2 separate regions of the Homo sapiens genome follow, and region 2 is linked to region 1. The links are chromatin contacts, found by Hi-C in ENCODE. All regions are on one chromosome and are shown on one strand. The core of a region is the stretch at or near the end of the contact, and the rest is flanking DNA. Distances in the headings are between cores, read along the strand shown.

The links. Hi-C counts contacts between places; a loop is a spot of excess contacts on that map. Pooled maps may share reads with other maps.
Region 2: a loop to region 1 is called in a map with no recorded cell type, with 12 times the contacts of the local background. The contact joins two enhancer-like sites. A Hi-C loop is called at or near these places in 1 of 168 maps with a recorded cell type or tissue (PC-3), 9 of 37 single-sample maps with no recorded cell type and 4 of 50 pooled maps.

The regions. Positions count from the first base shown.
Region 1 is chr5:107,568,928-107,575,930 of GRCh38, forward strand. The region is part of intron 1 of EFNA5 (ephrin A5); the gene reads right to left. Among named protein-coding and RNA genes, the nearest start is that of EFNA5, 99 kb to the right of the region's middle. RefSeq lists enhancers at 1,789-2,500, 2,111-2,390, 2,961-3,110, 3,121-3,415, 4,888-6,384. Within about 2 kb of position 2,389, at least 30 of the 41 ENCODE cell types and tissues checked have a DNase peak (open chromatin) inside an H3K27ac peak, as active enhancers do.
Region 2 is chr5:107,809,199-107,816,201 of GRCh38, forward strand. It overlaps the pseudogene RN7SKP122. Among named protein-coding and RNA genes, the nearest start is that of EFNA5, 140 kb to the left of the region's middle. RefSeq lists enhancers at 1-378, 379-900, 3,259-3,368, 3,469-3,568, 4,286-4,485. Within about 2 kb of position 3,508, at least 3 of the 41 ENCODE cell types and tissues checked have a DNase peak (open chromatin) inside an H3K27ac peak, as active enhancers do.

The DNA.
Region 1 (7,003 bases), core at 1,139-3,638:
CACTTAAAAAGAACAATGTCAGGACAGCTAAATATATGACTTATAAAAATCACTAGTTCCTCCCACCTTGGTTCTGTTGACCTTAGTGGCCAAGTCCTTTTCCTGAGCTTTTAATAAACACATGCCTGTAAGCAAAGATACGCATAGTTAAATCTATACTTAGCATATTAACCCCCAGATGAGCATAAAGACATATGCTACCAGAGATCCAGGAAACAAGAATCTGGGTTTTGGGGCTTTCTGTATTGGGGGTGAATGTTCACCTTCCCACAAGAGTCTCACAATGGTGGCTTTCCCAGCCCTCTAGGAAGGGGCTTCCTCAAAAAAAGTAGCATCTCCAAACACTCATACATTGTGAAGCAACTCAAATTTCCAAGTAAAAAGATATTAAATGTATTAATAGAAAGGACTGCAGACTACCCTTAAAATATATATACGTGTATATATATATATATTTTTATGTATATGTGTGTATATATATATATATTTATGTATATGTGTGTATATATATATTTATATATGTGTGTGTATATATATTTATATATATGTGTATATATATTTATATATATGTGTATATATATTTATATATGTGTGTATATATATTTATATATATATGTGTGTATATATATATTTATATATATATATATATATATATATATATATATATATTCCCAGCTCTTTGGGAGGCTGAGGTGGAAGGATCACCTAGGTCAGGAGTTCATGACCAGCCTGGCCAACATGGTAAAACCCCATCTCTACTAAAAATACAAAAAAATTAGCCAGGCATGGTGGCATGTGCCTGTAATCCCAGCTACTTGGGAGGCTGAGGCAGGAGAATCACTTGAACCTGGGAGGGGGAGGCTGCAGTTAGCCAAGATTGCACCATGCCACTCCAGCCTGGGAGACCAAAAAAAAAAAAAAAAAAGCAAACAAACAACACAAGAGGAAATGATCTTCTACAAAAGGACAGTGAACTATTAAAATTCCACTTCCTAAGCAAGTGTACACCACTTTTTATTTTGAATTAAAATATCAGAAGATCACTGACAGGGAAAAAAAAGTAGGCCAGAATTATCTGGATTACTGCCCTAACTCTAGAAAGCTGACATAGCATGACCAAGACCTACTTAAAAGCTGGCTGTATCTGTTTAACACCAAACTCTGAGGAGAGACCTACCTCCTAATGGTGAAAGAAACTGTTTTCACATTTTGAGAGGCAAGACCCATAAAGGAAGGGCCTCTAATTTCCAGTAATTACCCTGGTACCTTAAAGTCCGTAATTACATAGAGAACCATGCCCTGAACTGGCCTTCAGTTGGTTCCAAACCCATTGCATGTAATTAGCCTTGATTAATATCCCACATTTCACATCAACAGACACAGTGAATCCAAATGATTCCCACGTTCTGCTGCCTCCGGAAACCTCACTGTTCAAATTCTGTGCCTTTATCAAGGGAACATGCTGAGCAAATGGGATCAAATGATGCCTTGGCACCCACCTTGGTCTAACTATTCAGAGGGAAGTAGCAATGCCTTTCATGTAATCATCTTAATCCCTTGTATCAACTAATTAATACACAGAGAAAGCTTTTACTTGCATGTGAGCAATTATAGCAACTTCCTGGTCGGTGTCCAAATGGATTCACAATATAATTCATGAACAATGAGGCTCTGGGAAAGACAGCTCCTAGAGATGACTTTTAAAATGAAAAAGTGTGTGTGTGGGGGTGGGGGCGGGCAGGTATTAATGATTCTAATAGTAGAAAAAGAGGACAGCAAGTAAATCTCAGTTTCTGAAAAAAAATTAATGTTGGAACCCTATTGTGCACATGACTGGCTTAAACAGACCAATTGATGTGAGCAAAGTAAGAACCAATAAATACCAGAGTTTGGATTCTATATCCGTATATACCTGAAATACCACCAAGTTACTTCCAAGGGACTTGAAAACAAACCTGCTGCCATTAAATAATGGGCTTCTGCTAAAAACAAACGAAAGTAAACTCACTCTACACAGACTTCTGAAAGCCATCTAAGATTTGAGCTCAGTGATTTCACATTCCTCCCTGGGGGGTACCTGTTGCAGTTGCACGGGTGCACTCTCTCTTCTCTCTCTCTCTCAACAGGAAGTAGCACATCAGTATTTTCAGCTGCCTGAGAACTAATCCAAGAATGGGGCCCAGGGCGGCAAGGGTTGGGAACTGTGAGCGAGTGGGGGAAGAGGGCTTAGGGGCCTACAGAAAAAGATATCCGAAGCATCAGCACCTGCTGTGGGGTTTCTGCTCCCGTGTCCGCCCCAGCCAGAGTGGGAATTGCTCCAGCACTGGGGCAACTTGTAATCCAACCTGGGGCAGAGAGCACAGGAACCTAGTGGCTCAGGCGTTCAAGAAAAGGCTCCCAGTCATAAAGCACCACATTGTGGTAACAAGCCCCGGGGTTGCACTGTGAACTTTTCCTGTGCAGATGGCTCGCTGTCGGGGAAAAACATTACCCAGCAAAGTCCAGTCAACAAGTTCACTGAATCCAAGTTTCAAAAAACAAAACGCTTCCTCAATCACCCCCTCGTGCCAGACTATGCTGAAGCTGCTTATAAATTACCAAGGGTCATCCTCTTTTTTTTTTTTTAAAGAATAAAATGCTAATGGCATAGGTTTGGGCTCTCTGAATTAAATACTGTACTGAGCCACCCTGGGAACCAGACACTATCCTCTGGCTAGAAGGCTAAAGAATGAGCAATTGCCAGCCGTGGAATTTTCATGATCCAGTTTCCCCACCTTCCTGTCGCATACCCACTGGCAGGAACCAAAGGGCTGTCACCCTGACGAGAGAAAACAAAGCTCTGCACTGCGTTATGAAACAGGTTTTTCCTTTCTCGTAGAGACACTCCTTTATGGCGAGGTCATGTAAAACAGCAAAATGCTCAATGAACACACTTGGTCCTGTTCCCTGCAGGTGACCGTACCCTTCAACTTGACCTGTGATACAGGGAGAGGGAAAGAAAACCACTCTCCAATTTCTAAGTAAAAGGTGACCAGACGGCAGGGATGGCAAAGCAGAGCCTACTGTTAACAACAAAAAGAAACTGCAAACAGCAGCGTGGACAGACAGTCATACAGGTGTGGGCCGGGACCTTAGAGGGCAAAATAAAATGCTTCTGGAGTCTAATCTTGAGCCAAATTGACTAAAAAGGACAGCCCGGCAGAGAACGTGCGTGATGTGAGTTACTCTGGCACCGAGAAACCTGTTCTTATCTGGCAAGTACGCCCCCTGCTGGCCGCGGTGCTGAACTCCGCCTCTTGGTCCTGCGCCAGACAGCCCTCGGAGCTCTCTGGTTTAGACCGGGGGAAGGAGAAAGGAGCTCTGGCAGAGCGAGTCCCTTGTAAAGCACACAATGGGAGCAAAGGGTGCCGTCACAGCAGTCACCGCCCCAAACCACAATCTTTGTCCAGTCACGGTTCTCTGCAGTCAGATAAAATCCAAGCAAGCTGAAAAGAATGAATACAAACCTGCTTGCTGCTTTGCAAGTGAGAAGTTTAGAAAGCTAGGGAGGAGGGGGCCGCCAAAGGGAACCTGCCATGAAAAGATTCTTAAGTCATTCACAGATACAGTGCTTGACTACTGGAGAAAATCTGGACTAACTGCCCTTTTAGAAGTTAGAGTTTACTATAACGTTAACAGTAATTATTTAAATTATTAGCACATGGACACTGCAGCGTAGGATCAAAATGCATTCAAACAACGGGATGGAATTTATTGCCAACAAAATATAATACTAAAATCAGTTTTGCACTTCCATTGTTTTTTTACACATGTCTTCACACGGACATTTTCATGTTTCTTCCCAAGCTTTTGCCTTCCTTTTCACCTAATTCTTTGTCATTTTTGTTGCTGTTGGGGTCTTGCATAAGCATGCTGATGTTTTGTAAGATCAGCCCGCTGTCCCTTATGATGATTCCCTTCAGAATTGGTGCATTCAATGTCTTTGGCAGAAAATCCTATGTAATACTGGCTTGTGTGTTAAGCTCATTCCCATCATCATCAATTGGAGACGCTTACTTAAGGAAAACTGCCAAGACGTTCAGCTAGGCGCCATCCGTTAAGACAACCAAAAAGAAACCTGTTTGTAAAGGCGCAGTGGGTCTTTCCCTTACTGGCACAAATGTCATAAGTGAGTATCTTTAGTTCACATTATCTGCCCTTAGTCTCAGTGAGTTCACCAGCTCAGGCTGAACTTGGCTTCTCCCTGGGACCTCAATCTCATGTCTGTTCCCAGCTCTCAACTTCAAACACAGAGGACAGAGAAGGCAAGGCATCTAGGCGTGAGCAGAGAAATATAATGGGCAAAAGAAACATGCTTCATCTCCTTTGGGTCAGTGGGTCTGGTTTTCATTTTCTGGTTTACATATGAAACCAGGGGGTAAGAAGTGCCAGTGGAATATAGGCCCCAAGGACAAATGCTCTCATTTCAGAATTTAAAAGAATTTTCCAAAGCTAGATATCTCAGTGCTTCTTTACTTAATCCTGTTGGCCGTAATTTTTAGGTTTTGTTTCTTCATGCTCCTTATGCAAGCAGAAGACTGTCCAGGTAAAATGAGAGTTTGTAGTCATTCTTTTATTTATTTGTTCAAGAAATATTTATTCAGTGTTAGACCTGTTTTGCCAAAATATCCTATGTGGATAGTACAGAATACAACAGCGGCTTTTATTCACCACTTCTTTTAGCTTGCACTATGGATGTCTATCCCAGGGAATAACATGATTACGTGGGTTTCCATGCTATGGTTTAGAGAGTTCAACCCTTACCTATCAAAAGGTCTGGGAATGAGTGTGTGGGTCTATTTTTATTTATAAGAGGGGGAGAACGGAACAGTTTTAGAACGAACAAAATCAATCTGCACCAGTTTTGGGAATAAGCTTCTGCTGTGAATAGAGCTGTCAAGACATTTGCAATCTGTTTGGCCCTGTGTCCACAAGAGGCTAAAGGTTTCATAACCAAAAAGTAAGGATTTTTATTCTTTACCACTTGGCTAGCAGGAGCCTCATAAGACTTGGGGTGATTTTAGCTGTTCTATTACACCCTAAAGCACCAAAATGCACATCTATATTTATACTCACATGCACATATGTGCAAAATAATCTGTAAGAAAAACAGAATCTTAGGCTCACTACTATTTTATTTCAAGTATGGGGATAAGTATGATAACTATCAATTGGTTTTCTTATTGAATTTAAGACGTATTCATACTTTCTTCAATAAAGTCAGATGGAAAAGAGTTATTTGGAAGAACTCAGAGGATTTTTACTCATGGCTTCAAACATCACTAAATGGTGGAAAGTGGGAGTACAAGGAAGACTTTTATGAATCAAATGGTTGATTTTCGGGAGTACTCAGTGTCTTTCTCTCATATTGTAACAATACTAGGAGCCCTCCCTTGCAAAAAAAAAATCATTCAATAAGCTCTGACTGATACCAAACCCCCTCAGATTAAACTCAATATGCCATTAATATGAAAAGAATTTGACAGTTTACATAAGGGATGTGACCTGGTGCCAACAACCTCTGGCTTCTCCATTCTCCAGATGGTAGCAGATTAGTAGGCAGCCTTTATTCTCATAAGAAGATTTTTTTCCCCCCATGGAAAAACTATAAAGGCCAATTCTGTTCCAAACTTCAAGTTTCCTTCACAAATGTCTACACAATTCTGGGCCTTAACTAATGCTATTAAAAGAAGCCCCTGGGCTTGAAGCTATATGGAAGGGGGGAAAAAGACTAAGGCAAACTTAACTCTAATGCCTGTCTTTAAAAGATCTATTGACAGAAGCAGTGGGGAGAGTTTGAACTAATGTTAACTTAAAGAAAAAGGCTGGTGAGATTCAATTGTGGATGTGAATGCTTGCTTGAGTTTGATCTTGACGGGGCTTAAGATAAGGGAGATAAAAACCTAAGCCTACTTACATATTAAAAAATGCAGTTGCACTAAATTCACTACATACCACTGTTCTCAATTTGATTTATGCCCATCATCAGTGAAGATGCTGAAGGACACCCCTGTCTAATATGGGAAGAAGCCACAGCAGAGGGCACTTGCTCTGCTTTGCTGATGCTAACGTGAAAAACCATTTCCTGACAATGCACGATACTCGTTCTTTCACATTAACTCTTCAAACGTAACAAAGAATAAAAACGGAATTTTTCTTTGGTCCTGTTCTGAGGTATAAATATAACAAGCAGTTAATCAAAGAGATCCAAGAGGTGAAAAGCAGCCTTTAGTCTGTAAGAAATTATTCCACCAACAGATAAGAAGTGATCTTTAAGTAATCAGGAAAAATATCATATTTTGTAAACAGACTGACCTTAGTAACACTTTTAAGGATCTTCAGGTGCACTTTAAATCCAGAAAGCTAAGCAGACACTTTCCCAAAATGTTTGGGTTGTTTTGTGGTCATCAGGACACATACCATGTATCCCAAAGGAGAAAATTATGTCCTCTGAGGGGAAAAACCTTTTCTAGTAATCCTTTGAACCCACCAAGACTGCTTTTCATACCAATTAGTTCATAAAATGTGTTAGAGATACTTTTCATGCAGTTTTAAATGTTTTTATTAACATTTTCTCAAGTTGGTGAAAATGTGGTAGATGTAGCTTGGATTTTTTTTTCCAGGCAAGTTAGTCATGATGACTGAGATCCTGAAAACTATAAAATAATCTATTGTAGACCTACTGAGCTCAATGAAAACAAGTAGCACAGCACATAGTCCTTACCCTTGAGGAGTTTACATTCCACTATGAGAATTGGGCCACAGAATGAAAAGATTTGGTAAAAATTCAAGGTATCAGGGAGAAAGAGATTATAAAGAAAAAAGACAGCATCTAGGATTCCACCTATTTAACATGACCTATTTCTAGCAGTTTCCAAAATCATTTAGTTAAGAGAACATCAGCATTTGCCAATAGCAAATATACTTAGAGGTCCCAAGAAATAAAAGTTTTCATGGAAATCTC
Region 2 (7,003 bases), core at 2,258-4,757, 240 kb after region 1:
TATTTTAATAAGCTTTTGATTCTACAGGGACCTCTGAGGCTTTAAAAGTTTAAAGTTAATAAAGAGAGTAAAAGAAAAAAATATGAATTGTTTTTAATTATTATTATGCAGGATTAACCAAGCCAGTTGTGTATAATTAGACAGTAGCTACCTTGCAACGTAGAGGCAGTAAATAGGCCCACAGGGGGGCTGCCAGAAGGCTGAGGTGTTTACAAGGCACTGGAGATGTTTTCACCAAGCACATAATCCCTGTTGCAGTTACTATTGCTTTTATAATGGATGTGTTCATTACAACCAGAGACTAATATGTGTATCCATCATCTTTCTAGCACAGATGACTCCAAAGTGGGGGATGGCAGTGAAGATTGTACGATATACTTTGGTGGTAAAATCATTAAGAGAGCCCATTTGTATGCAGCTTTTTTTGTGTGTGGTTTTATTTTTGTTGCCATTGCTGGGAGGAATTTTAAGAAGTTAAATAAACAATTGCCAAAGGAGTGATGATTAAGATATTGCTAAGAAAGTTTTGTTTCTTTTAATACCTCCAGCAGTGAAAGCAATGAGCCAGGAGTTCCAGGGCTTTGTTATGAACCAGCGTGTGATCTTAGGGAATTCATTCACTAATTCAACATTTATTGAGTGCTACCATATGCCAGGCATTGTCCTAGGTGCTGGGGATAAAATGATGTGCAAGGAGCACTGGGCCCTTCTTCCCATATGTTCTCAAACCAGGACATTCCTCATGATCACCTGGGAAGCTTTTCAAAATGCTCTCACTGAGACCCCAGCCAGGCCTTAGTAGAGCTGCATAGCATCTTCAGGGCACCACTCGAGCATGTGAATTTTGAGAAAGTGTTTCAGTGATTCTGGCGGTTTCTCATTGTAGTGGGAGGGAGTTATAAATAAACAATAAAATACGGTAAGTGCTATTAAAGGGAAGATGTGACTGCTCTGAGCTTCCATTTCTCTATTTTTGTAAAGGAGGCAATAATTCCTGTCCTGTATATCTATCTTAGGTCACAGATTCTGAAAAGGAGAGTATAGGAAATTTGCTAGGGAGTGCTCTCAGATAAACCATTGTTGGGGTGAAATGGGCCAGTCATTGGCTGCCCCCAGGAGAAGATGTGTCTTGGGGCAAGTAGTAGTGACCAACCTTAGGCCAATTCCTGGAGAGTGGGTCAGCTGATAGCTGCCAGTCACCACCTTCACCCAACTCCCAGAAGCTGAGGAATGAGGATGGGAATGAGAACGTCTGTCCTGAAGGAGGAGGGTGCAGGTGGCATGTCACAGCACCACCAGAGCATCCTGCAGAAATAGACATAAGAATTCACATCGGGAAGTACTGAAAAAGATAAGAAGTCACTTGTTTTCTATTATTAACCCATAAATAAATTTGCTCATGACAATGGTTTTCTTTATTCATATTTGATGTAAGAATAATCTGGCTGCAACGTCTGTCACTCCATGCTTACCAGCATTGATTGAGCTCAGCTTGCTGGCTGGGCTAGAACCCTATTTTTGCCCCAAAGCTACTTGTATGTCACCTCCCAAGCCTGCACACTTGAGCCGAGAGGGCACATTGCCAGGGAGAGGATATCTGATTTTTGATAAGAGACGTAAGTGAGGCTAGCTCTCCTACTACACATTTTAAACAAGTTGGCAGGTTCCACTTGTCATCGAACTGCAACTACTAAGAATGTGGTAGTTCTTTTATTTACATTTGTTCAGTATTTTTTTGACTGTCCTACTCAAGGGTGAGTTGCTGGAGCTATGTTATCTCTTCCTCATCCAAACTCATTGGAGTAGGGAATAAATAGGTGGTTTTTAAACAACAGCAAAAGGAGTGCAAGTGAGAAGATACTACCATGGGGAAGAAAAACGTTATTGAAAATTGGGTAAAATATTGGGGTCCTCCTCCATTGTCTTGGCTGTATACAAATTACACTTCATCCTTAAATCATGTTCATCCATGTTCCTGATTTTGTTAAACAATCGGGATGAGAAGCGCCAATTAAGTTTTTCATTTTACATTTATGTAAAGAGCCATCTCTCATCAAGCTGCTCCATCTCTCGGCATGTTCAAGAATATTTTAAACAACAAGAAATGCTCCATACAGCTTCACTGGAGCCTGTAACTCCCTGTTCTGGAAATTGAAAGCAGCAAAACAGTTTGCTGGGGGATAGTAGGGCTGAAACACAAATAGTTAGAGCTAGGGGTCAATACTTGGAACTCAAGAATGCTGGTAATGAGCCTGATGGCAAGTTGGAAATGGGTTTTCAATACGATCACTTGACAAACATGATTTTTACGACTTTGAGCTTCAACCACAGGCCATGTTATTGGACAGACATGTGAATAGGTAAATGTCTAACTACTATTTCTGTATTTCTATAATATTCTTCCCTTTGGGGCCATCAGGACAATCTACCAGGTCTAGGAATCAGACTACTTTCTGAATCTGAAAGGGGGCTGATGGCAGCTACCAGGATTTGGGAACTAGGAAGAACGAATAATGACAAAACAGTTTAAGAAAAGATGAAAGAACTACTTTGGAGCAGAATTGGCTAGAAGAAATGTTAATGGCCTGCCTTCATGGTGTTGTACAGAAAATGAAATACTGAGAAGCCACAAAGAGAGCCCATCCCTGTGGTATAACTGTGAGGCATAATAGGAGGAATTTAAAAAGAAAAACTTGAGACAGGCATTAGGAAACAGACAGAACTTCCATATTCCCAGAAAGAAGGTGAGCACATTGAAGGCATTTAAAAACTGAGGTTGAATTAAACTCTAGGAAATATTTTCTCTTGTCGGCAACAATTCTCTGCTGGCCCAGTGGGACAGAGTACATCATCTAACGAGACATTTTTATTTCTAATTTCTTTAACTCCATGGAAAATCCTTCCTGAATTCTCCGCAACTCTCTGTGGTGTTTACTAAGTGAAATAACTTAGTGCCCTCCACAGCCTTCACTAACTTAGTATCCATTCGCTCTTCCAAATCAATAATAAACACATTAAATAACATTGGTCCCCATACAGACCCCAAATGCACCACACTATTAACCTCTCTCCACTCCAGGAAACCAGCAGTCACTCTGTCTCCCACGGCTTAGCTGGTTTTGTAGAAATCTCCAGCCTTTGACTGCTCCTGCCCAGCTGAAAGAAGGGTCTAACTCCACTTCTGCTCTTTCCTGGTTAACACTGCAGGGCTCTCTGGTGGAAGCCTGCACCCCTGGGGCAGTGGCTGCAGGTAACACTAGTCTATTTGATGGGAGGCCTAAGAGTTTCAGCAAGGAAGGAAAGCAAGATGGAAAAAAGTTTATTGTTCTTACTGAAAACCCAATTGCACTGCCATTTTTCAATTCCATTGAGAAATGTCAATGTTCTTTCCCACCGTCTGGCGGAGGCAGATTTGACCAGGTGTCTCCACACAGAGTGGGTTCTCACAGTTGGGCTGCGTGTGTGTCATAAAGCTAAATAAGGAGCCAGTTCAGTCCGCCACCCCCCTTCGCTTCTGCCGGCCAGACACACTTCCCCATATGACAGTCTTATAAATAGCTGCTAAGCAGCTGGTCCTCCTCTCACCTCCTGACTCTGTCAGAATCCCCCACTAGAAGCCCCTGACAGTCATGCAGCTGGGAGCTCCCCTTTTCTCTTCTTCTCTCCTCTCCACTCCCTACCTCTGACATATGGCCGCCACCTCAACAATGCCCACTGAAACCAGCCAGGGACTGACTTCCATGGGAGAAGGGATCAAGCAGGCTGAGGGCTGGATCTGACCACTGAAGCAAACTGTCACCCAAGTAAACAGGGGAATGGAAGGTTGGGAGACACCACAGTGAGACACCAGGCAGCCCACAGTACAGCGGCCAGATGGCTGACCCAGCAAAAATCCCAGGAATCTTTCTGGAGTGAGTCAAACATTATAAATATCTGTGGGACTCCGTGATGCTTCTAACTATATATGTACATATTCGAAAATAGTTTTGGACAAATAAATATAGGATGAAATGTATTATTATTAACTTTTACAAAGTTCCAACAATGTGTTCAGAGTTCAAATGAGGGTAGGATTTAGGATAAAGAAAATACAGGAAACAATTAAAGATTTGGAAGCCAATACATGATAAGAAGATAACAAAACAGAAATGGTGCTTTGTTTCTAAATATTGTTGGTTTTCATGAAAGAAGAAGCTCTAGCTGATAGGGTATTATAGCTGCAGGTATGGGCAGAGAGAGTCAAGTCAATTTCACAGGAACTTATTGAGTGCCCACTATGTGCTAGGCACAGGGAATGCAGAGTTATCCCCAGCCTTGATCAGCCCAGACAAGTAGAAGGCCAGTAGATGTTATAGAAGGTGGAAAGGTCAATTTTGCTTTTGGGGTAGAGAGTCGTGGAAGTCTACAGAGAGGACACAGGACAATCTAGGCTGTAGGAATAGCAGGAGTTCAGGCAAGAAGATGCCCACGTTCCCACAGGTCTAAGAAACAGTGGACAGGTCCCCCTGGCATAGCAGGTATAGTGTGGGAGGCGGGGACCTGCTCAAGCATGCTGGAGTGGGCATGCGGCTTGGGGAAGAGGACTTAGACATGAGAAAATGAAACCATTGAACAAAGTGTGCAGTAACCACAAGCTAATGCTGAAATTTCAGATCTCAGTTGTCACCTAAAGAACTCACCCCTTCTTGGTTCTCCTCACATAGGCTATTCTGAAAGTTTATTTTTATTTATTTATTGAGACAGAGTCTCACTCCATCACCAGGCTGGAGTGCAGTGCACTATGTTGGCTCACTGCAACCTCTGCCTCCCAGGTTCAAGCGATTCTTGTGCCTCAGCCTCCCATGTAGTTGGGACAATAGGCACCTGCCGTCAAGCCTGGCTAATTTTTGTATTTTTAGTAGAGAAGGGGTTTCTCCATGTTGACCAGGCTGGTCTCGAACTCCTGGTCTCAAGTGATCCACCCACCTCAGCCTCCCAAAGTGTTGGAATTAGGCATGACCCACCACACGCGGCCTAATCCGAATGTTCAAATAGATCATAGTTTAAATCTCCTATCAAAGAGTCATCCTTGAACCATGGACCCCTCAAGCATTTCCCAACATGCCCGCACATTTCACAGGAAGTGCATAGTTGTAGCTGCCACTGAGGGACCCTGCACAAAGTGTTCCAAAGTTCTGCCCTGGCAGTGCTGGACCTGGACCCCCTCCAGGGTTAACACCACCATCTGGATATTTCACCGGCAGTGCTGAAGCCAGAGGGCATGGAGGACACAGACCACCAGAGATAGTTAGTGGTTTCCTTTGGGAAAGATCAGGGCTTGAGTCCTGAGGCTGGGGAGGGGCAGCCTCAGTCTTTGAGGATTTAGTGGGGCCCAGCAGGGATTTGGCAGACAGGGCTGGACAGAAGCTGAGTATGCTTTCTTCTGAGGTCAGCCAAATCATCACACTCTCAGGGACACCTTCCCCAGCCCTTTATTACATATTCTGATGGAACTGTGAACCTTTTCTGCATACTACCATTGTCACTGTATGGTTGTTAATTGACATCTGTTCTCTTCTCCTAGAGCACAATCCGCAGATTGGCTTTGCTCTCTGTTGAATCCCCTGTTTCCAGCACCCTGCTGGGCACGCACTAGACACTCAGGAAGTAACTGTTTCTTGAAGGATTATCAGAGCTAATGTTTATTGAGAATTTTGTATTCTACCATTTAATCCTCAACAACCACTTGTGAAATAAGTAATATTAATTAATCCCATTTTACAGATGAGTAAACGGAGACTCAAAGGATTAAGTGACTTGCCAAATGCTAATGAGTGGTGGAGTGGGGCTTGAACTCTGGTAGTCTGACTGTTGAGTCTGGGAGAGGCCATGTGGCAGGTCTGGTGGCAGAAGAGGAACCAGAGTGGCCCAGAATAAGGAAGGCAGAGAAAGTGGTGGCTCTGGGGGCAGGGATGTGGGGAGATCCTTTCTCCCATTTAAGCTTACGGGACCCAGATTTCTGGCATCACTGCTAGATCGCCTCTGCTTCAGCTGTTCAGGGAGTATTTTAGCGAGTGAATGAGTCTGGACATCCTTAACAGATGCTGCCCGCCCACGTGGACTGGTCTTCCAGCCGCTCACTGCTGAGCTGAAGCTGTTGAACGTTTCCTCAGGCATCCCCTCCACAGCAGGGCCTTCCAGCAAACCCGCAGGCTTCCTGGGTGCTGCCTTGACCTAGGTCCTGTTCTCAGGAGCTTCTCCACGACAGGCGAGAGGCCAGGTGCTGGGCTAGTTCCTAGGACATTGAGGTGATGACATTAACTAAGGCTGTCTCCACAAGCTTAAGTCAGAAGTGTCCCAAAACCTGGGGGCCTGGGAATTCAAATGGTCCCCAGCAAGTCTGATTCTTTCTCCATCTCAAAGCTATTCTGTTACCCTTAAGTCTTACTTTGACACCACATGGACAGTAATTTGTGATGTTCTGAAAGTCGGAATGGCTTCCTCGGTGTAGCTTTCTAAAATGAACTGAACTTCAACCTGTGCTAAGCACTCTACATGCATTCATTTCATCCTCACGGTTTTACAGACAAATCAACCAAGCCTCAGAGGGGCGAAGGCGCTTACTCAATGTCACTCAGGGAGTGAATGGTGAAGCTGGAGTGAGAGTCTAGATCTTTCTTAATGTAGAGTCAAAGATCCTGGCAACCAGCGTATCCTGGGGTAATAGCCCATTATGGCTGCCAGGATACTATATGTATAATTTTTTATATTTTTGGCATTGAGAATAAGATTTTTGAACAGTCAAATCTATCACCTGAAATGTCGTGAGGAGTTAATGTGAAGATTTCTTTCTTAATCAACAATTTGATTGTTTAATGGCCTTATTATTTTTTTAGAAAATAAGACTCAGACTACATATCTCATCTTGGTCTGCAATACTAATTCTAGGATGCCTCAACTTTAGTTCTTAGAGCAAAATGCAAGGGCAAAAATGGGAAGTAACACTGTCTGAATGGTATCATTT